Linked DNA regions of Mus musculus: region 1 is linked to region 2. Evidence: chromatin loops called from intact Hi-C (ENCODE). Cell type or tissue: gastrocnemius. All regions are shown on one strand. Links, peaks and the distances in the headings refer to the core of each region. The heading gives the core; the rest is flanking DNA. Region 1 has its middle 9.2 kb from the start of Gm25622. Region 2 holds the start of Adam6b (a disintegrin and metallopeptidase domain 6B).

Evidence for each region. Hi-C counts contacts between places; a loop is a spot of excess contacts. Peaks named below come from ENCODE experiments on the same cell type or tissue, not always from the same donor. Only the 100,000 strongest peaks of a DNase experiment are listed, where the experiment ranks them.
Region 1: a loop joins it to region 2, with 11 times the contacts of the local background. A loop is called at or near these places in 33 of 42 quality-filtered maps.

The regions. Positions count from the first base shown.
Region 1 is chr12:113,217,684-113,228,916 of GRCm38, reverse strand. No RefSeq gene overlaps it. Among named protein-coding and RNA genes, the nearest start is that of Gm25622, 9.2 kb to the right of the region's middle. In gastrocnemius, for the core only: CTCF peaks have their summits at 4,515 (motif pointing left), 6,671 (motif pointing left), 7,508 (motif pointing left), 8,240 and 3 weaker places; DNase peaks (open chromatin) are centred at 6,697, 7,459, 8,225, 8,865 and 2 more places; H3K4me3 peaks cover 245 bases.
Region 2 is chr12:113,482,219-113,493,451 of GRCm38, reverse strand. Adam6b (a disintegrin and metallopeptidase domain 6B) reads right to left here and starts at 3,887. Exons shown (of 1, transcript NM_001009545.1): 1 at 1,617-3,887. The coding sequence starts at 3,887. The coding sequence ends at 1,617. It also overlaps Igh. In gastrocnemius, for the core only: a CTCF peak has its summit at 5,563 (motif pointing left); a DNase peak (open chromatin) is centred at 5,568.

The DNA of each region.
Region 1 (11,233 bases), core at 4,052-9,051, 270 kb after region 2:
GTGGGGAAAACATTAGGCCATGGCTACAGTACAGGGCACAAGGATGGTGGTACAGAATGAGGTCAGGCTGGGTCAGCATAACAAGAACACTTGGACAAAGTGAGGGTAGTGTGTGTGTGTGTGTGTGTGTGTGTGTGTGTGTGTGTATGTGTGTGTGTGTGTACACGTTGAAAGTCTTCAGTAGACTGGTATCACTAGCCCTGATATGGGCAACACAGCAAGCCTGGGTCACACTCAAGCTGAGTATCAGGGTAACCAGGGCCTTCTAACCAAGGGTAGATGCAGCCTGTGTTCCGTTTACTGACCAGTGAGAAGCCATGAGCTGAACCAGACCAGAAGACCCTTACTGTTCCCACCCAACCCCCACCCAGTTTAGTCTCAGCAAGACCCTGTACTGTGGGCCACAGCTCTCCCCCACACCCCACCTGTAGCACAAACACTATTTGCAAACATTTCTAAAAATGATGAGAACAGGAACCACAGAGCAGAGGGGGGGACTGGCGTGGAAAGCCCCATTCACCCATGGGACTGAAACTCGGGGAACCAGAACCGTAAGGAGATTTGCATGGTGCTGGGGGAGGTTGGCCCTGGATCAGTGAGCCCAGAGAGTTACTGGTTTCTCACTTCCATCAGGTCAACCTCCTCAACCCCCAAAAATGGCCAGGCCTAGGCTATGGATGAGTTTCAATGACCAGGCCCTAAGGACGAGTCACAGAGGACTTCCTGGTGGGCTCAGGCAGCAGACCTGCCCAGATGGATTGCAGAACCAGGGGGAGCCATGGCCAGGAAGGCCAGACGCCTTAGGGGTGTGCTGTCTCTGCATCCTTTGCCCTCTCTGCTCCTCACAGTCCATCTGCCATCTCACAATCCCTCCTGTCGCTCTGGGGCCCAGACCTGGCCAGTCTGGGTACCTGTGGAATACACCCAAAGAAGCAATCCCCAGCCTCAGGACCCACAACTACTTCCCCTACAGACATGAGTGATCTCAGCCCACATGTCTGGGGGCCACAGAAGCCCCTAAGACCCTACTCTGCTAATAGGCCCTCCTCCCACCAGCCAAGACAATACACAGGCAAGGTGATGTGGATGAGTCACCCCATGGGTACCTGTGTCTGAGATACACCCTGTGGGTATCCTGGCCAGAATCTGGTGACCAACCCAACCTGTGTCCCTAGAGGAGAACTCTGTGCCTGCACTCACCTACCCACCTAACTCCAAGCTTGGTATGATGCAGAGCCCCTGTGTAGACCTAAAAGTCAGCCATAGGACAGGGTCAAGAATGACTCTTCCTACACATAAAGTCTTCTACTAAGACAGTAAGGTAGACACACAAACATACCCGGATGCAGAGACACACAGGCATGCAGAGAAGGCATGTAGACACAAACGCATGCATAAACGCACAAACATACAGATATATGCTGACAAATATACACAGCAACTTACAAGTACACAGACACACAAACAGACAAACATGCACAGACAGAAACACACAGAGCTCAAAATCAAGTATACACAGACAAATTTACACAGAGACTTACAGATACACAGATATATGAGACACACCCAAACAGACACACACATGGGGGCACAGAAAAACATACAAGCAGACACATGCAGACTTAAAGACCCACAAGACATGGAGAGATACAAAAACACACAACACAGACACAGAGATATAGAGACACACAGACCCACAAATATGAACAGACACAGAGACACCCAGAAACAAAAACACACTCAGGCATTCCACTCCCAATGGGCGTACACATGGGCATACACAGCCCAGTCACACAGACAAACATAACACATACAGAAGTGCAGGCATACATATCACACAATACACGCTGGTATTCACACACAGGTGTGCTCACAAACCCCACACACTCACACATAAAAGTTGACACTGGCACTCCCACTCCGAGGCACATGCTTAGCCACAGCCGGCTGACACTGCACACCCCACACACGTTCCAGAGACTCCCACAGAACTGGAAGCTCACCCAGGCCCACCCAGGCTCTCAGGCCACACACATGGGACATCTCAGAGACATGTGGGATACAGTTGCTCACAGGTTTCATGAGGACTCACAGGCCTGTCCTTGAACATTCCCCTGAGCAGGGGCTCCCTTCTTAAAGCACAGGGATCCCATTCTTTACAGATAAGCACCCAGACAGAGGCACTACCAGGCCCAGACCACACTAGACACACACAGCTCTGCATTGTCCCACACTCAAACACAGCTCTGTCGCCTGAGCTCATGCCAGTCACACAGAACACAGACATGGGCTCGTGTGCTAGAGAGACATAAGCAATGGTAGCCAAGGTGCTCACATCATGCCCATACACACACACACACACACACACACACACACACACACACACACACACACACACCCTGTGAACAGGCCTGCAGTCCTGACTGAAGCCCTGCTCTACCCAATTTAGTGAGTCCTGCACCTGAACCCTCTTACCCTCACAGCCCCTGACCTCTCCCTGTGTGCTGCTCAGCTATGGCCCCTTCCCATTCCTAACGTGCCACCCTAAGATGTCGGTTCCGTGCATCACCGCACACATGCTCTTGGGATAAGGCCTTAGAAGGCTCTGTACCATCTGCAGCTCATGCCACTGCCTTCCCTGGTAACCCTCTCCTGCATACAAGGGCTGCAAGGGTCAATGATATGAATCCATCCATGCTCTGACCCCAGCTTGGCCCAGGGCAGCCATGATGGGAGGACAACCCCTGACCCCAGCCTAAGATAGTTGTTGCACAGAGCAGTCCCTTAACGCAGGATAACTGTTGGAGGTAGGCAGCACTTGACCCCTGCCCAAGCTAGATGATGGGAGAGGATAGGTCCAGCCATTGACAGCTGCTGTAGCAAGGCAGGCCCTGGTCCCAGGTTAACTCAAGGCTGCTGCTTAGGCAACCCCTGACTCCAGCTCCAGAAGTCTGCTGGGGGTGTATCCTCTGGCTACAGGAGCTGAACAAATGTCCCTCTTTTCCCTCACCACAGAGACCTCTGGATCCCACTCCTAGGGCCCACTGGTCCCAAACCCTCACAGGTCAGCAACATCTTGAGGCCAGGAGCCTATAGAAGTAAGGAGCCTATAGAAGTAAGGAGCCTATAGAAGTAAGGAGCCTATAGAAGTAAGGAGCCTATAGAAGTAAGGAGCCTATAGAAGTAAGGAGCCTATAGAAGTAAGGAGCCTATAGAAGTAAGGAGCCTATAGAAGTAAGGAGCCTATAGAAGTAAGGAGCCTATAGAAGTAAGGAGCCTATAGAAGTAAGGAGCCTATAGAAGTAAGGAGCCTATAGAAGTAAGGAGCCTATAGAAGTAAGGAGCCTATAGAAGTAAGGAGCCTATAGAAGTAAGGAGCCTATAGAAGTAAGGAGCCTATAGAAGTAAGGAGCCTATAGAAGTAAGGAGCCTATAGAAGTAAGGAGCCTATAGAAGTAAGGAGCCTATAGAAGTAAGGAGCCTATAGAAGTAAGGAGCCTATAGAAGTAAGGAGCCTATAGAAGTAAGGAGCCTATAGAAGTAAGGAGCCTATAGAAGTAAGGAGCCTATAGAAGGGCCAGCTGTGCCCCATTGATGTGGGGCTCCAAAGAATGCAAGAACCAATCTCCACCCGGCCACAAGCACCAGCTGCCACGGAGTCTCACCAGCACACACACCTCTCCTGCGAACCTAGTCAGGGAAAAAACAAAGGGGCTGGGGTGAGCAGCAACCCTGGAGCAGCCAATCTCACTGGAGGCCCCAGACCCCAGGAGTCCAGGCACCAAGCCTGGCAGAGAACTCCAGCTCTGACTTGTGTGCCCTCACCCAGCAATCTCCACACGTGGTTTGGGGCTGTTGTAATTATGCCTTGTGTTTTTATCTGTTTAAAAAAAAAACAACTTAATTTCTAATAACACTTTAATGCACAGAATGTGGCGAACACATGCTCTCTGAGGCATGTTTGCTAAAGCAAAAGTTGGGACTGGGGACACAGCTCAGTGCTAAAGCACGCTTGCCTCCTGGGCTAGAACATGGCTGCTCACAGGAGGCCCTGGGTTTCCCCTGCGCGTGCACACACACACACACACACACACACACACACACACACACACACATCAGAGGGGCTGGAGAGATAACTCAAGGGTTAAGAGCACTGGCTGCTTTTCCAAAGAATCCAGATTCAATTCCCAGCACCCACATGGCAGTGCATTACTGTAATTCCAGTTCCGGGGTGCCCTGAAGGATCCTCCATACATGTGAAACATAGAAGCTCACACAGAGAGAGAGGGGTGGGGGAGGGGCTCATGAGAATATAAGATAAATAAATTACAGGTCTAAAATGAAAACCTTAAAAAAGAGAGAGAGAGAGAGAGACTGGCAGAAACAAAGGTTGTTAGACTCTAACACACATTGGAGCAAGGTGTAAAGGGCTGAGTGTCCCAGGGTCCAAGAAACAGCCCTTGCCCCACCATCCTGTCCTGAAAGCAGACGGCTGGGGTGCTCAGGGGCTCCCTCTAGAGGACTGGGTGGAAGTTGACGTGTACCAGCAATGGAAGGAGAGGCTGCACAGAGAGAGTAATGAACTAGGAGATCAGGGGTGTTGATGAACATGCCGGTGACCTCACACTGCGCAGGCCAGGTGAGGCCTAACATCGACTCTGCAGCTTATCTGGCTCAGGTTTGCTGTCTGGACAGTGAAAACCCTCCAGCTCTGTGCCCCTCCTGAACCCCTCATGTCCATGTTTGACACCAGCTGTCCTGAGCCCTCATAGCCCCTCAGGGAGCACAGAATCACACATCAGCTTGACAAGGTCCCAGGTGGTTAGAATACAGGGATGTCCATTGAGGGCACTAAGCTCCATGTGGCTCCATGGCCATCAGACATGGGTAAGATTCCCCAGCCCTAGGCAGGATCTTGCCACACACCCTGGCTCCCATTATAGAAGCTGGAATGACCCATCTGATTGGAAGGGTGACAGCAATCCTTTGGTCCCATCGTTCTTGCTACACACTTGTTCCAGAGAAAGGGTGAAGAGTTGGCCCACATTTCCAGTGGCTCTTTAGGAGAGCGTCCCAGGGTCTGCCCCCGAGCTGGCTCTATCAGAGCCACTTTGGTCTTAGCCTTGCCTTGGCTATCTTACTTCCATGCAGCTACATGGAGACCCTCTCTACAGAAATGTCATGGGTTCAGAGCTAGGGACACCAAGTCCGTGGAGGAAAGCACTGTAGAGTTGAGTCTGAAGATACACGCGCAGCTGCTGGCTTGCCTGTGGCCTGTTTTATAACCTTGGGCAGCATAAGACATAGCTCATAAGTGGACCTGTGCAGGAGGCGTAGTTGGGAATGGCTGCGAACAGATGGAGTGTGGCCTTAGGGTTGTCAGAAGGAATCTCGGGGCTATAGGCATGTGTGCCTCTCTAGAGGAACAAACAGAAACATAGCCAGATGGGACAGGCAGCCTACTGCGTTCACCTTGCTGATCTCCAAGCTCAGATGGGGATCATATAGCATGTCTCTGAAGGCTCCCACAGACCTGAGCACCTCGAACCTGTGTCCTTATCTCACGAGGGGCCTGACCCTCCCAGCCAGACTGCTTACTGAATGCCCATGTAGCCTGCAAACCAGGCTCCCCTCCCAGGGCAACAACTGAGGCAGCTCTGTTTCCCGCCACCCTCTCAGACCCCACAGAGCTGCCCAAGCCAGGCAAGTAGGTAAGGGGACTCCCCATGACTTGTCTCAACACCTCACTTGGTGTCCTGTCCGAGCACTAAACTCAGTGGGGTGCTAGCTACAAGCCTAAGTTCAGCCCTGCACAGCTCAGAGCAAAGGTACAGCCTTTGCCCAGTCCAGCAAAAGTGGAAAAGGCCTGCCCTGGTCTCCATAGTGAGCACTATAGTCAGGTTACATCTGCCTCAGCAGCTCAGAGCTGGCACTGAGCAAGCAAACTCTGCTGCCCCCGTGTGAGCATAGCCAGCGTTGCACACACACCACGCAGACGCTCTCCCTAGGGATGATGGGGGCAAGGAGGGTTTGTCAGGGTGTGAAGGGCGGCCTGCCCCGTGTAGCTATGGACTAAAGGGATGTATTCCTATCTAGTTATTTTAGATGGAAGCACACACCCCACCTATTTAGGGTGGGTAGGGACATGTGCCTTATTATAAGTCTGTATTGAGAGTGCAGACTTAAACTCCTGACCCAGGAGCACACCTCCTGACCCCTGTGTAATTGTCCCAGCATCCTCTGTGCTATTGGCTTCCTGGGGTCTGTTGGGACCCCCGCCCCCACCCCTGCCAATCAAGACTGGCACACAGGGGATGTGATCAGGCCTAGCCCTGGGGCTGGTCAAGGCACAGATGGACCAGTGATGCCTCAACTCCAGGTGTGCCTGCTGGGGCTCCAGAGTGGTGTAATACAGGGCTCGTGCGCCCCCTGGTGACCATGTGTGTCACTGCACACGGAAGGCCGGATTCAGATACTTGGCTCTACCCAACCAGGTGTACTTTCAGTAACAAAACAGACCCAGAGTATGTACACACGCAAATGTCCATGTGTGTGTCCCCATGTTTACACATCTGTGTCCCAGGGAGTTCATGTATCACCCATGATAAATGTAGACACTGGTGGAAATAGTATGACAGGGGAACAGGAACTGCGACTGGAGAAGGTGCCCCCAGGAGCAGATCTCTGCTGCCACCATGTGGCCATTGGTGGTATTATCTTTGCAGCCCACAGGAAGCTCCTCTTACGCAGGCGCAGAGGGACTAAGGCACTGGTTCTCAACCTGTGTGTCAGGATCCCCGCTAAGGGGTCCGATGTCTTTTCCACACTAGTTGAAAGTCAGATGATTTGAAACAGTAAACAAATTACAGTTATGAGGTAGCAAAAAAAATAATTTTACGGTTGGGATGACAACATAAAGAGCTGTATTAAAAGGTCACAACGTAAGGAAGATTGAGAACCACTGAGCTAAAGCGACCAGGAGTACATGCCTGGGTTTTGATGATCAAGTTGAGAGTTCAGGCTTGTACTGCAGTTTGGGAGAGAAGGCTTATATTCTCCTCGTGGTTACCCCAAGACTCTGTACATATCTTGTGCACAATGTACCAGCAACAGGAAAAATAAAAAATTACATAAATAAATAAGCCCCAGTCTGGGCTCCTGGGCAGTCTACAGTCCCATATTCCACACAGATCCATGGACACGCCAGGAAACAAAGAGAATTAATAACTGAGGTAGGTGGGGAGAGGGCTAAGTGTCAACAGAATTAGGGGGTACCCAGGGCCACCAGCTCCAGCCGCCCCGCCCCCGACCTGCACTGTCCCTAATACCTGTTGGGTTCCTAGGGCCTAACGATACTTTGCAATCTGGTGTCTGGCACTGAGGAAGCACGGTTAGGCCAGTCGTGAGACTGGTCAGGGCTGTCACACTAGCTGGTTGCCTAAGCACCTGAGATACACCTGTGGCGTCTCCACAATGACCACAGCGTAGTGCTCAGGTGCCCCCTGGTGGACAGATGCACCACTGCATGCTGTGCCAAGCCAAGTTCAAAACCTGGCACCTACAGAAAACTACTACGATAGAAGCTTCTTAAAATATATACATATAGGGGGCTGGAGAGATGGCACAGTGGTTAAGAGCACTGACTGCTCTTCCAAAGATCCTGAGTTCAAATCCCAGCAACCACATGGTGGCTCACAACCATCCGTAATGAGATCTGACTCCCTCTTCTGGAGTGTCAGAAGACAGCTACAGTGTACTTACATATAATAAGTAAATAATTTTTTTAAAATATATATATATACATATGTGAAAGAAATCTAAATGGAGTCGCCAAATAACAGAAGAGACGAAGGCCCAACTAGACATCTCTGACCCTCCAGTGTGTGTGTGTGTGTGTGTGTGTGTGTGTGTGTGTGTGTGTGTGTGTGTGTGTGTGTTTAGACATTTATGTCTCTAATCCTCCTCCCCGCTGAGGCTCCAGCACTGTTCACATCACAAATGAGTCGGGCGTGGAGAGAAAACAACATTGGTAGAAATCCAGAGGTCATGTGATGGTGTTAAAGTCTCACTGTTGACCGGGATTCTCTGACTGACCAAATTGCAGTCACCAGGAGGGGCTCTGAGCTCAGAGCTCCACAGAGTCTACTATGACTACAAAGTTCCTCCCAGCCCTGTTCTAACCAGCATGGGCCTGAGGCCTGCAAGAGCAAGACTCTACTGGCCTCATGTGGCCTCTGGTAGAATTGCACTTACTGCCTACTCGAAACTCTCCTTAGAGCTCTTAGAGCAGGTTGGGGAAGGGCTGTTTTCTCAAGGCAGGTGGGGTCAGTAGCTCTTCCTCTAGTGTGGGAGACAGCGCATGCTCTGACTAGTCATACAGTTACGATGGGGAAGGGCATGTGTCCCATGTGTCTAAGGCTGCACTTGGTAGTGAAGGTAGGGGTGCAGGCTTACCCACCCAGGCTCATGTCCACCTCATGGTAATGCCCAGGCTCTGTGCATGCCATGTGTGTGCACAGTTACTGGCAGCAGGTTCCAAGGCCCAAGCCAGGCTCCTCAGCAGCCTAGACTCCACATCCCATGTGGACACACAGCCACACCCCACACTAAGAGAATTTATGACTGAAGTGAAGAGATGTTCGTGAAATTTGACAGAATTAAGGAATTCTGAGGGCCAGTGTCTCCAGCCAACCCCACCTACACTTCCCTGTGGGCTTTGAGTTTCTAAGGCATGGTGGGATACCCACTGTCTGACACTGAGGGAGTGTGGTCAGTCCCTGCCCTGGAACAGTGGAGTCAGATCACATTGGCAGGTCAACTAAGGACCACAATGCACAGTGCAGAGCTCATGTGCCCCCTGGTGGCTAGATGCACCACTGCAACCTCTGCTAAGCCAAGTTCAAAGAATTGGCCCCACCCAGCCGGGTAGACTCTCAGGCACAAGTGACAAACACGTACTCAGAGAGCATGTATATATGCCGCTGTGTGTGTAAGAGGCCAACACTGGTAGAAATAGAGATTGTGTGATGGTGTTACAGTCTCGCTATTGGCCAGGATTCTCTGGTGCCACACCACCCCCAGTTGGATCTGTGTGACAAGTTCCACAGACTGTGGCGATCGACCTCAAAAGGGGAAGACTTCCTGGAACCAACTATGGAACTCTTTGCCGGAGAAAAATTATTGAGCCATAGTTCTCATGGCAATCTATCTGTTTTGTTTTCTCTTATTCCTTTTCTTATTTACATGTTCCTGGAAGCCTAGGCCAAGATCTTAAGCGAGAATAATGGGTAAGAAACCATCCCTAGAGATGGGGCCACTAACATGACCTTATCCCCAGGGAAACCAACACTTTACTTTTTAAATCATTTATAAAACTATTATGATAAAAAACTTTCCCAACAATAAAATTTCATATGGTTACACGTGTGTCATCGGAGGTGGGTTTTGGTATATAGTAAAGAAAGCCTTAATTAGAAAGAATTAAAATGGTTTAAATTTATGCAATGAAGATTTATTTTAAAAATCAGACATTAGATGTTAAATAATAATTGACCATAAGTGGCTGGAGAGTTAGCTCAGCAGTTAAGAGCACTGACCATAAAGATTTATTAACCTGCTCTTGGAAGTATACCACTAGCCTTGGACGACTGCCCCACTGAATACATTCTTTTAGAATTGTTGTTATATTTTGATGATTTATATTAATAATGATGTTACTTGCTCTGTTTGTGATTCACTGAATACATAGTTTCAGAGTTGTAATGCTTGGATGATTTTTGTGCTTTACTGTGCCAAATGATTTTTGTGGGTATTTGTGATTGTTTCACTGGATACAGTTTCTAAGAGATGTGATGTTTGGAAGAAATGTGATGTTTGGTTTTTTAATGTATAAAATCCCCTGCTTGAGCCCAGAGGTGGTGGAGCACGCCTTTAATCCCAGCACTCAGGAGGCAGAGGCAGGCGGATTTCTGAGTTCGAACCCAGCCTGGTCTACAAAGTGAGTTCCAGGACAGTCAGGACTATACAGAGAAACCCTGTCTCAACAACAACAACAAAATCCTACTTGAGATCTGCAAAATACACTCAGATGCAAACTGCCTCTGTGTTTGTTTCTGTTTGTCACCACCGAATCCTTACCCACCTAGCTTCGAGGACCCTCATTCCAGGGACCCCCATACCCGACTGGGGTGGTCCATGGCACTCTGGTTGACCAGACTGTAGTCAGTCTGAGAGAGGGGCGCCACTGAGGTGTGTCGGGCCTGGGACGCTAGGAGTTGAGTCCGGACCAGATGAGAACTGACCCTAGTTGGGGGTTGTCTTAGTCAGGGTTTCTATTCCTGCACAAACATCACGACCAAGAAGCAAGCTGGGGAGGAAAGAGTTTATTCAGCTTACACTTCCACACTGCTGTTATCACCAAAGGAAGTCCAGACTGGAACTCAAGCAGGTCAGGAAGCAGGAGGTGATGCAGAGGCCATGGAGGGATATTCTTTACTGGCTTGCTTCCCCTGGCTTGCTCAGCCTGCTCTCCTATAGGACCCAAGACTACCAGCCCAGAGATGGTCCCACCCACAAGGACCCTTCCCCCTTGATCACTAATTGAGAAAATGCCTTACAGCTGGATCTCATGGAGGCATTTCCTCAACTGAAGCTCCTTTCTCTGTGATAACTCCAGCTGTGTCAGGTTGACACAAAACTAGCCAGTACAGGGGTAGAGTGGAGCATGTGTTGGGCTCCACAGCCTCCACTTGCCCTCCCAAGACTAACCAGCAACTCCAAGCAGGTTGCTAGTCAGTGTCCACAGGAACAGCGCTCTGCTGCCACCGTGTGGTCAGTAGAGCACACTACATCCTGCCGCTCGCAGAAGGTTCTTGTCAAAGTGGGTGAGAAGGAACTGTGAGAAAGGAAGTGTGGACGTGCCTACCCTGTCTGGTTGAGGCAGGAGTGCACACAGCCCTCCTGATGATCAAGTCGGGGTTGCAGACTTACACTACATTTGGGTAGATCAGCCCATAACTCATCTTCCCCTCATGGCAATCCCCTGGCTGTGTGCATGGCATGTGTCCCATCTATACAAGGAGGTACAGGGGGCTCATGGGTTTATAAGTTCAGGTTTATACCAAGGTTTCGGGGGGTAGCCTGAGGCTCATGTACCTTCTTGTGGTAGCCCCCAGGTTCTGTGCATGGTACTGCTCAGTTACTGGCATGGCTTCTGGGAAGGCTGGGCTCCCAC
Region 2 (11,233 bases), core at 2,489-7,488:
CTGCTGCTGATGCTCAGGCAAAGCGCTCCCTCTCTGCTTGGACCCCCTTCCTTTGGCCGGGAAGGTGGCCAGATGTCTGGCTACACTAACTTTCTTAATAAACTTCCTATTTATAAGGAATCAGCTTATGAAAGATGTCACATCAAAATGTTGATACTGCCAGACTGTCAGGTGCTGTTTAAACAGAGAAGCTGACCCTGCACCTGGAATTTGTTCCATTCCACTTTAAACATAGTGTTTGGTTCAAAAGGTCCTCACCTGGGTCTTAATACCTAAAGAGATGATTGTTCTACTCCAGAACACACTTTTCCCATTGGACAATTACCCTCCCTTTATTTAAAAAATAGCATGTCTCTCTGCCTTTATTACACACACACACACACACACACACACACACACACACACACACACTTTCCTGTCTTCATTATTTTCTCATTTTAGTCCTTCTACTTAGGACCCTGTCAATAAAAAAAAAAAAATGGCCTGATGGTCCAGATCAATTGGAACTTTATAAAAAAGGAGAGGAGGGAATAAATGTTGTTCATGACTCCCTCAGGGAAAAATTCAGTCGTTGCACATCTGTCACAGCTTTTGTAGCTCTTGTTAGCTACAGTATGCTAGATGAAGTCAGCCTTGCATACATACCCTGCACACCTACACATGCAAGGAATAAAAGAGGCTAAGGTGAACCTTAGATCTGGTTTAAACACCAGTTAGTGGGCTTCAGGGCCTCCAGAGGGATGAACTGCAGACTCTCAAGATGTTCTGGGAGCTCCACATTCACACAAAACAAGTCAATCCCTCTTCTCTGCTTGCTTGGTGACCCAGTGGTAGCTTTTGTGTTGCCAGAACTTTCTTTGCATCGGTTAAGAATTATTAGGAAGTGCAGGATCAAGGGCAACAGTAACTATGATGTGTCCCAAATTCTGCCAGTAGAGGGATGTGAATTATCTCTTGTCAAGCTAGAGAAAACCTGAGGATGAACAGCTGAGAAAGGAGTAAGGCAGACTGCAGTCAGCAGCTACAGACACTGTACATCATTTTTCAGTTGACTAATATACATCGATGCAGCTAAGAAGGCAGTGATCCCAAGGAAGGTTATTGGCGTTCCGAAAAATATATGAGCACATTAACAGAACAGCCCTTACCCCAAACTCCTTCAGAATAAACTAGTTTCAAACACAGTTGTCTAGCATGTAATCCCATCAGTCTCGTGGAGGAAGACTCTGAGTGCATGGAACAGAGAATCTGTCAGCAGTGTACCCTGAATCTGAATATGACCTTCTGCTATAGGAGAAAGGAACCATCAAAAAAGCACAGTGATAATGATGTGGGAACGCTTCAGTGTTCAGGAACCATATGATTTATTTAAAATATAGAATCAAAAGTACCAATTTGCAGTTTTGAAAGATTTATTCCAGTGTAAGCATTAGCAATGCACCAACATCAGGTGATTTCTGAATCCAACACGTCTTATGTCCTCATGATATTAAAAAAAAAAAAAGGCCATCCAGAACTGTGAACTTGAGTTCTACCTTGTTCCCTACTGACATTCAGATTTTCTTTTTTGCATTCTCTTTATCTTACAGGAGACAGGAGGGGAGGGCTAACTCATTTTACTTTGGCTTGTCCCTTGCTGGTCCTTGCCCAGAACGTAAAGTAGCTTGCAAGTCTTCAAATCTAAAAATCTTAGTAACTCCTACACGAGTGGCAATGCCAAAGAGCAGTGCAACAAAGAGGAAGTAAATACGACCAAAGAGTATTCTTAAATACACCACTGGCTCTTGTTTTTGTTTTATTGTGTGCCTTTGAACTGGAGGGGACCCACTGTCTATGCTCCCACTTAGTCCCTCTTCTTTGCACTCTGGAGGCTTCCAACCAAAATGACAATGGCAATTCCGATGATTGTTACACACTCCTCTAAAACTGCATTTTTCTGGGGTGCAGTCATAACCCAAATGAGATAAACTTCCACTGCAAGCTCCTTGATCACAGAACTTACTTTTGGAGCAGGGGGTACCATGTCTCACCATTCCAGCATCTGTTGTTTCTGTCCCACGATGTTCATCAAGCCCAAAGCAGGTAAACCCAGAGATAATCGATTGATGGAATGAAACATGTTCTTGCAAATATGGAAGATTGGTGACATTGGTACACTGCAACCTTCCACACAGCTTGTCCTGATCAGCACAAGCATTGAATGTGAGGCTTTCTTCTGCTCTAGTACAATGCCCAAATCGAAACCGTTGTTTGTTGATGTCATAGCACTTAATATTAGCATTCTTAGCACTTACACCAAAGATTTCCATGCATTGTATGTTGCGATCAGTGCAGTTACCTTTATAGCAGTAACCATCTTCTGAGCATGGTGTCCCATCTTGCAGATAAGTGTCATCTGGGCAAATGTATTTAGTCCCATTACAGTACTCTGGAAGATCACATATGTTCTGGATAGGTCTGCAGAGTGTCCCAGAAGGACTGTAAGTGCAATTTGCACAGCATAATTCTTTATCACAAATGCTACCAGGTGTTAACCTGCAATCATTTCCACAGCAGGGATCTGAATAACATGCCTTTTGGGAGCCACAGTCACACTGCTCATCGTTATCTACTTTGAAGTTTCCACAAAACTTATAAGTCAATGATGTATTATAATAAACATGACGGTCATAGAAAAGACATGGCATCAGACCAGGAGTATTAAGTATGTTGCTTATCTCTGCAAGGGAACAATTGCTGAAAGCATCTGTTAATTGAGGATGTCTGAACATAATGCAGGTGTTCCTTCTCTGGCAGACACAGTACCCCTCATCATATTTTAAGCCTAAACTCCTTCCAACACGATTGGTTATTATAGGAGATAAAAATAAAGGATTTCGATCATATTTACCAATACAAATTAGGGCTAAGGAAGAACATATACTCCTCTCAGCTGGATTAACCTGGTTATCTTGTGGCCCATACTTATTAAGTAAAACTCCTGCATCAGGCTTAAATTTATTATAAAAGACTGACACATAGTAATTATAAGCCGACCCTCCTGGAACTGCAAACTCAAGTCGAAATGGATCAGAATTGGTGTACACAGTCATGAGAAAGACATAGTACCGCATATGAAGATTGGTCAGATAGGTGTCCATTAAACTAATGACTTGAAACAAATACCCAACAGTAGATGAAAGTTTGTCACCTGCAGCAGAATTATATACAGAATTGGTTGCTTGAAAGTGGCCTTTTATAGCAGCTGGATGTGTAGCGTAGTTCTTACTAGATATTCTGGGAGCTCCATCTGCATATTCCAATCTGGAGGAGGGAGAACCTGTATTATGGCTCCAGTGCTTCCATGCATTCATAGGCCCTGTGTCATCAGACTCAGATACTATCTGAGAAACAAGGTGTTCAAAGCTCTGTGAATCATTGAGGGGTTTGATTTCATAGGTAAGGTCATCTAACTTCATGACCCCTGACAGGCCCCCATAACAAGTATCCACAGTGACCATGGATTGTGGGATCCCCTCCAGGTAGCCAATATAGTAACAATCTACAGGAAAAAAGGGGTAATCCATCTGTAAGGCTCCTTGGTCATCTTGAGTTGTCAGCAACAAGTGTCTGGGCCAAATGAGTGTCTTTCTCCGCAGGTGGATGATATGTCTCTGGCCCCGAAAATGCAAGCTATATGAGAGCAGTCTTTGTGCTTGAAGTCCTTTGGTATGGTAGATCTCCTTCCGAGGAATAACCACCTCCGATGAGATGTAACGCCAAGTAGGATGGCCTTGAGAACACCAGACTGGAACCAGGAGGAGCAGCCAGAGTGCAAATAGCAAGAGGAGGACCCTGGGGACCACAGGTCTTTCCACTAGCCTCATGCCCCAGGTCAGAGATAACATCCTGGGTGGAGCTAAATCCCTCTGCTGTGGCCACTGCCTGGTCTAGAAAATACTGACAGAGGACTAAAAACCTCCTCAGGCTCCCAACCTAAGTGGTTACCCAGACAACTGGAGTTAGGTAACAGTCACTGGGTGTGGCAGGAATTGAGTCTGAATGTGTTAGCTGAGGTTGAGGTTAAATATTGTCAAAAGGGATGTCTATAAATGTGCCTGGACAAGAAAAGTCAGAAGCAGCAAGGAGTGTCTCTGACAGGCTCAATCCTTTCTTTTCTTTTTTTGAAGTTCAAAATATCATTTCCACGTGAATGTATTTGGTTCCCAGTGTGACTCTGGGTCTCTTTCTAGGAGTCAATATTTCTTTATATCTTGGCTCATGTTTCTCACAGTTGTTCTAATTTCTTGTTTTGTTTTGTTTGTTTGTTTGAACGTTAGTAGTAAATACTGTCTATATTAGCCTTTTAGCTATAAATGATTGTTTTTATTTCTTCTAATCATATTTTGTTTGAGTTTTGGTTAAACTATTTACAAATGAGTTTTTTTTTTTTCCTTTTGGGTGTTGCTCGAAAGTTTGGAGCTTTCTGTTAATATTGTGTTGTTATTTTTCCAATATTATTAGACCTGAGAATTCTATCTGGGTACCTGTGAACTCTAGAATTTTTAAAAATTCCATCTCTTGGGAACATTACCTCTGACCCCGTCTGAGGCCGAAGTGGCTGTCCCCCTCCAACCTTTAGTATCTTTCTTTCCTGACTATTGGGATTTCTTCAAGCAATCAGGCTGATGGGTTCTCAGCAGTGAGACCAGTAGACTGCCGGTATGAACGTCGAAGAGACTGCCACACACTCCAGGTTCATCAACAGTGCTTTCGCGTCTCTTACTTTTGTAGAAGGAAAAGCAGCCTCTGAGTTATCTCCAAGAAATCATTAATGAAAGAGTTAAAAGATGGGTATCACCCGGAGTTCATGACAAGCCCTGGCTCAGACACGTGAGCAAGGTCTACAGCCCCAAAGATAGGCTGCCCTGCAACATGTATTTATAAGATAGAAGAAAAAAATGGGTGGTTGGAGGGTTGATCAACTTACTTCCTCTCAAACATATATATCTCATCTAAGTGTGCAGGGGAAAACTCTGTAGGACTACTGGGATTGTTATTATCATTATTATTATTATTATTATTATTATTATTATTATTATTATTATTAACTTAAGGCATTTTATTAGATATTTTCTTCATTTAGTTTTCAAATGTTATCCCCGGAACCTCCTATACTCTCTCCCTGCCCTGCTCCCCAACCCACCCACTCCTACATCCTGGCCCTGGCATTCCCCTATACTGTGGCAGATGATCTTCGTAAGACCAAGAGCCTTTCCTCCCATTGATGGCCTACTAGGCTATCCTCTTTTACATATGCAACTAGAGTCACAGCTCTGGGGAGGTATTGCTTAGTTCATATTGTTTTTCCTCCTATAGGGTTGCAGATCCCTTTAGCTCCTTGGGTACTTTCTCTAGCTCCTCCATTGGGGGCCCTGTGTTCCATCCAATAGATGACTGTGAGCATCCACTTCTGTATTTGCCAGGTATTGGCATGGATCTTACTGCACCTTCTGAACTCTCTAAGCAGCTTTCCTGGTCACCTCCAGGAGCCTCATGAATAAGTCTCTGCTTCCCCCTTGTGGCTATGAGCATTACTGCACCTGATACACCCTGCAGCTTCCTAGGGAAGAGGGAGGAAGTGGCTTGGCCCCTGTCTGGTTAAGGTAAGAGGAGATAAATCCCTTCTCATGAATTAGGGTGAGAAGGGTCATGTGCTCTATCATTGGTGACCAACTTGGGGACATGGGCTTATACAGTCATCACTCTGAGGCTCTGTGTACCACCAGACTGAACTCCCATATCCTACATGCACATAGGACAACACCAAGTAGAAGGAGGTTTTAGGACTAAACTGAAGGACAGAGATGGGGTTTCTAAACAACTAGGGAGTGCCAGGGCCAGCCTCTCTAACCACTATAGGACACTATGGAGTCTGGTTACAAAGAGAGATTACTCAAGGTCCTTAGCACTGATTACAGAGCATATCTCAGATGCCTTCTGCTGACCAGATGTATCTTTGCATAATCTGCCTATCCAGATTCAGAAAATTGATGCCACATAGCCAAGTGGACTTTCAGGAACAGACGATTTAAAAACAGGCAGAGAGATGTGAGAGAAAGGAGAAGGAGAGAGAGAAGGGAGAGGGAGAGAAGAGAGAGGGAGACGGAGAAGGAAAGAGGGAGAAGGAGAAGGAGAGAAGGGGCATGGACAGAGGGAGGGACAGAAGGAGAGAGGAGATAGAGAGGGGGATAAGGAAGAAAGGAGGGAGGGAGAGAGAGAGAAGGCTAAGTCTTTCCATACCTGGGTCCCAATACCTCTTATAACCCAAGCACATGGTTTCAGATATCACAATGCGGTTGGGATATAGATAACTGTAAATACTTGTGAAAATAATGGGGCTGAGATCTGGGGTTTTCATGATAGTTTCAAAGTCACTGTACTGACTAAAACCTTCCACTGGCCCATCTCCAGCTTGTTAATCTGAGGGTATCAAATTTCCCACTAAGTGTGTTTAGAAAGATCTCCACCTTTTTGCCCTAGTCTTCCAGTGCCCCACCTACGTTCTGGTCTCCCACATCTGATGTCTTCTCAGTGATTCTGGCCCTGCCTGCTCCACAGCTACAAACCCCTTCCTATAATGAGCTCTGTGCTGAGCCATCATCCTGAATCAATCCACCTTAAGCAGATGTTTTGCTTATTTTTCCTGTGTCCATACTACAGAGGAAGGGTAGGCATGTAGAAGCTGAGGCATCTCATCTCACTCTAAGCACCCTCAGTCTCTAAATGTGCCCCTTTGTTTCCAGCAGTTCAGCCTCAAGCATCTTTTATTCACTCGTCTTAGAGGGACACATGTGCTGTAGTGTTATAAGATGAAATTTAAAGCATTAGTTATTCCCAACAAGCCAATTAAACAAGCCAAAAACATTCATCAGTCATTCCCATGGAACCTCTGAAGCATCTTCCTGCTCTAACCTTGAGTTTCCTAGGGCTGCTGTGGGATCACAGGAGCTGTCCTGTTTACCAGCCTATCCTGTCCCACGGGATTCAGTTATTAGTGGGTGCGAGGGGGACCGCAAACCTGGAAGAAAATGGGATTGGAAGAGAAAAGAGAAACGAAGACCAAGTAGATCTTTTCCTATCAAGGTCTTCGTTTATTAGGCTGAGGTGCCTGGTGTAAAGCATGCATCGCGGGGAATAGGAAGGGGTCGAGGGGGAATTTTACAAAGAACAAAGAAGCGGGCATCTGCTGACATGAGGGCCGAAGTCAGGCTCCAGGCAGCGGACACTCTGCATCTTATCTCTGGAACATAGATCCTCCTTGACAGCCTTGGGGTGTCAGGCCAGGCTCAGGTGTAACTCATGTCCTTGGATGGCATGGGAGTTCAGGAAGAGATAGGGAAGAGGGGACTATAATTCAGCTTTTACAGCCTCAGGTGCCAGGAAGGCAACAGGGAGGAGGGAGTGACTACAGGCTCCTAGCACGAGGCCATTTGGCCTGTCAGGGTGGGAGATTGTGAAGGGCTCACTTTCTCATGGTATGGTCTCTGACACCAGCCAGAAAAAAAAAAAATCTCCAGTCAATCTACAGAAAGGCAGAAATATGGAGAACCTTCTAGAAGAACAGCAACCCTTGACTGACTCTGCAGGGCAGTCTAAGCACACAGGTTCCTCTGAGCCCAGTCCCTGGCTGTATTCACTCACACAGGGCCCAGCAGTCTGGAGATGCCTGCAGCAGGAAGGTTCTCACTGTACCTCAGTCTCACAGCTCAGTCACTTTGTAGTCTCCCCACAGCAAATCACAACCAATGCAGTTGTCACCCTTGAGGCCATTCCTCAGTGACGCCTGGGAAACACTGTCCATTTGCCCTGCTCATATGCTGTCTCAGCTCACATAAATTCCCTCCAAGCTCCTTTACAGAAACAACCAATTGACATACAAATTAAAGTAATATGAAGCTCTGTCCTGTACCAATTCCTAGAACACCTCAGCTGCTAAAATCTAACTGTGCAATACAGAGAACTACCTAGATAATACCTAACTCCAATCTTGAGGTATCTGTTGAAGAGGCTTTCAGCTATGAATTACCAAGAGGGATGCCTGTGTCTCCTACATCTTAAGGCATCTTTCTGAAGCTCACACTACCCTTCACAGCGCCACAGCAGCAGGGAGATCTGTATCTCTTCCTCTCCACAAGAGGGCAGAATTCGGGTGTCAACTGTGACAACCCTCCAGCATTAATTTCTATTAGTAGATATTTTCTTTACTTACATTTCAAATGTTATCCCCTTCCCCAGTTTTTCCTCCCTGAAACCCCCTATCCCATCACCCATCTCCCTGCTCACCAACCCACCCATTCCATAAGAACCAATCAGTACCCCACCCCCCCAGAGCTCCCAGGGACTAAACCAGGAACCAAAGAGTACACATGGAAGGACCCATAGCTCCAGCTGCATAGGTAGCACTACTTTGAAAAGGGGGAAGATGATGAAATCATTACTGTGGGGGAAATGCAAGGAAGATTCCAACACATCTAGGCATCTATGAAGATTTTAAGTCTTCAAAATCCAAAACCACCACAAAATTTAAAAAAAAAAAAAGTAGATTCTAAATGCAGTCACCTGCACCAGGTGCCTGGGGAATCACTCAGCAGCCCTAGACTGAGAAAGCTTGGAGAAAGTAGAAATAGAGAAAGTGTACAGCCAGTATCCTCTAGCTACTCACATCCAAACAGGGCCTCCTGACTGCTCTGAGCCTGTCCTAAGAACAGCAATGATGCCACAGAAATTTTTAGAGTGAGCCCTGAAGGAACTTGAGGCTGATATGAGCAAGCCAGTCCCAGAGGAAAGGAAAACCCATAGAGAGAAAACAGGTGAGTTAGTGCATTAAAGGGGCTGAGCAGGGAGTTCTCATCGCTCCCCAGCACCAGAAATAAGAGCCTCTCCGGAGCTGCTGGGACATGGAATGCAGATGATTCGGACCATCAGCCCCACAGAGACCTTTCCCACTCTGGCTCAGAAAGAGGCACTGGACCACAGTTGGAGAGGAGAATCGAAAGCTGATATCTCTGTATTCACTTAGCCTGTTACCCACCCATGCACCCAAGTCCAAGGTGGGAGAAACACTGAGGGTCTAAACACAGCCCCAGAGCAACTGCCAGTATTAAATACCAGATTTCAGAAGATGGGAAATCACCTCTCTGGTCATTTTTGGGACATGTAAACTGTAACAGGAAACATAGGACCAATTTAAGATGGAGCAGTCCTATATCCCTAACCCAGTTGTAAATAAAACATTCAAGAGTGCCATCAGACACCACAGTGGTACAGGAGAGATGAGTGTACCTAGTGCATCAAGAGTTCCCTCACTAGATAAACCAAGATGTAGCCCCAGGACCACCCAGGCACCTACCAGGACTCCCCTCCAGAGGTCTGAGCCAGTTAGCTCTAGTTCATTCTATGTTTCAGACCAAAACATCAGAAACAACAGCATCTCCACTGCAGATGAACCCCTAAGCCATACAGTGTACCCAAAGGCAGCACCACAGATGGGGAATGTGGGGGCGAAGAAGCTTGTATCACATTAAGAGTGTTGCCCAATGACTATTTGCTATCTTCACAGTAAGATGGGCACTGATCCCACCCACCAAAACATAGTAGGACAAGGACCCTTAAATAACATCTGTCAAGGGGAGCTGTCAAATAGCCACTGAGCTGAGATGGCTCATACGGGGTGATATAGAAAAACAGGCCAAAGAACCTCCTGTGTTGCAAGCACAAATGGGAAGCTGTGAATCTCCACTACCTTACAAGAAAACTGTACCAATCTGCAAGAACAGGGGATACACAGCTTTCCACACTGTGTAGGAAGGCATTGGACTCTCAGATCATCCAAGGACTAGGGCTAAAGTGGCCATGTGTGGGAAATACATCCACTTTATAAACCTACCTTGTATCCACATCACACATGGAGCATCTGCTCCTGGTCCCTACCTCATGTGGGTGCTGCGGTGCTGTACATTGAGTCTGGGGGCATGAGTGTGCCCGGTAAATTCCTTATCACTCAGATGAATTTCCAGTCCACACTCATCACCTTGGAGTAGGAATTTTAAAAGTTAGTGTAGATATAAGTAAAGAGAGTCAGGAGGGGGGGCTGAAAGGCAGACCTGCAGAAATTCTCCAGAGGGTAGAGCTCAGAAGCAGCAAGCAAAACTTGGGCTAACAGAAGAGCAAACACAGAGCTCAGGCAGAACTACCTGGCAATGCGACTGGGCACACTGAAAGCACTGGGCATCAGCACTGAGCCCCAAATATGCACTCAGGATCCTCTGCATAATAATGTAACATAACAGGAAGGTTAGAACAGGCCAAAAGAGGAAACAGAACAAATGCCCCTAACCAAAGAAGTATAAACAAATTGGGAAGAGTAAAGAAGGATTGTAAGGATTGAGTACCACACAGAACATGCTCTTAATGGCCTCAATGCTGAAGCTAGGAAGAACTAAGTTAAAAGAAACATGTTCAACGGGATTCCCTGTCACTGGACTTCACAACAAGCAAAATTCAATCTTTCTGTTAAGGAGATGAGAAGAGAATATCTGAACCTTGTGTTGACAGTGCCCCACCCCGACTGTCAGGCTGTGGGAAATGCCAGAGCAATCACTAGGAACACACAAGGATGAGGGAGACGAGGGTTAGGACACAACCATCATGATATCCCACAAGTATGGAAGAGCAAGAACTTGTAGAGAGCAGAGAATGGCAGACAAAGCAGCATATACATAAGTAGATGGCCAGACTATACAGGAAAGATCTACATAGCCTGTGAGGCTTTCTGACAGAAAAGGGCAGGCATGTCTCAAAGCACAATGCCTGGCTTGGGACACTGTCTGCCCTGGATCCTCTCACTCCACATGTAAGGAGCTCACAGCAAAACCACACAGCCTTCCACAAGAGGAGAAGAAAAGGTAGCTTGTCAGTGAGGAAGTCCCCCAGAGACAGACCATTCCAGTAGTTCTTATCATTCCTCCCAAAGCAGCCACCATCCAGGCACTGAGAGACCAAAGGCTGTTGGGAGGTCAGCCTAGAGGCAGGCTCAGACCTTTCTTGCTCCCTAGGACCTTCCTGAAAAGATAGAAGCACAGAAGTGAATAATCTGGACCTCAACTCAGGATGACAACTGAAACTCAACCGTGCTGCCTGGGCCCCCAATGCTCTCTACACCTGCAAAACCAGAGACCATACTGGCCAGGGC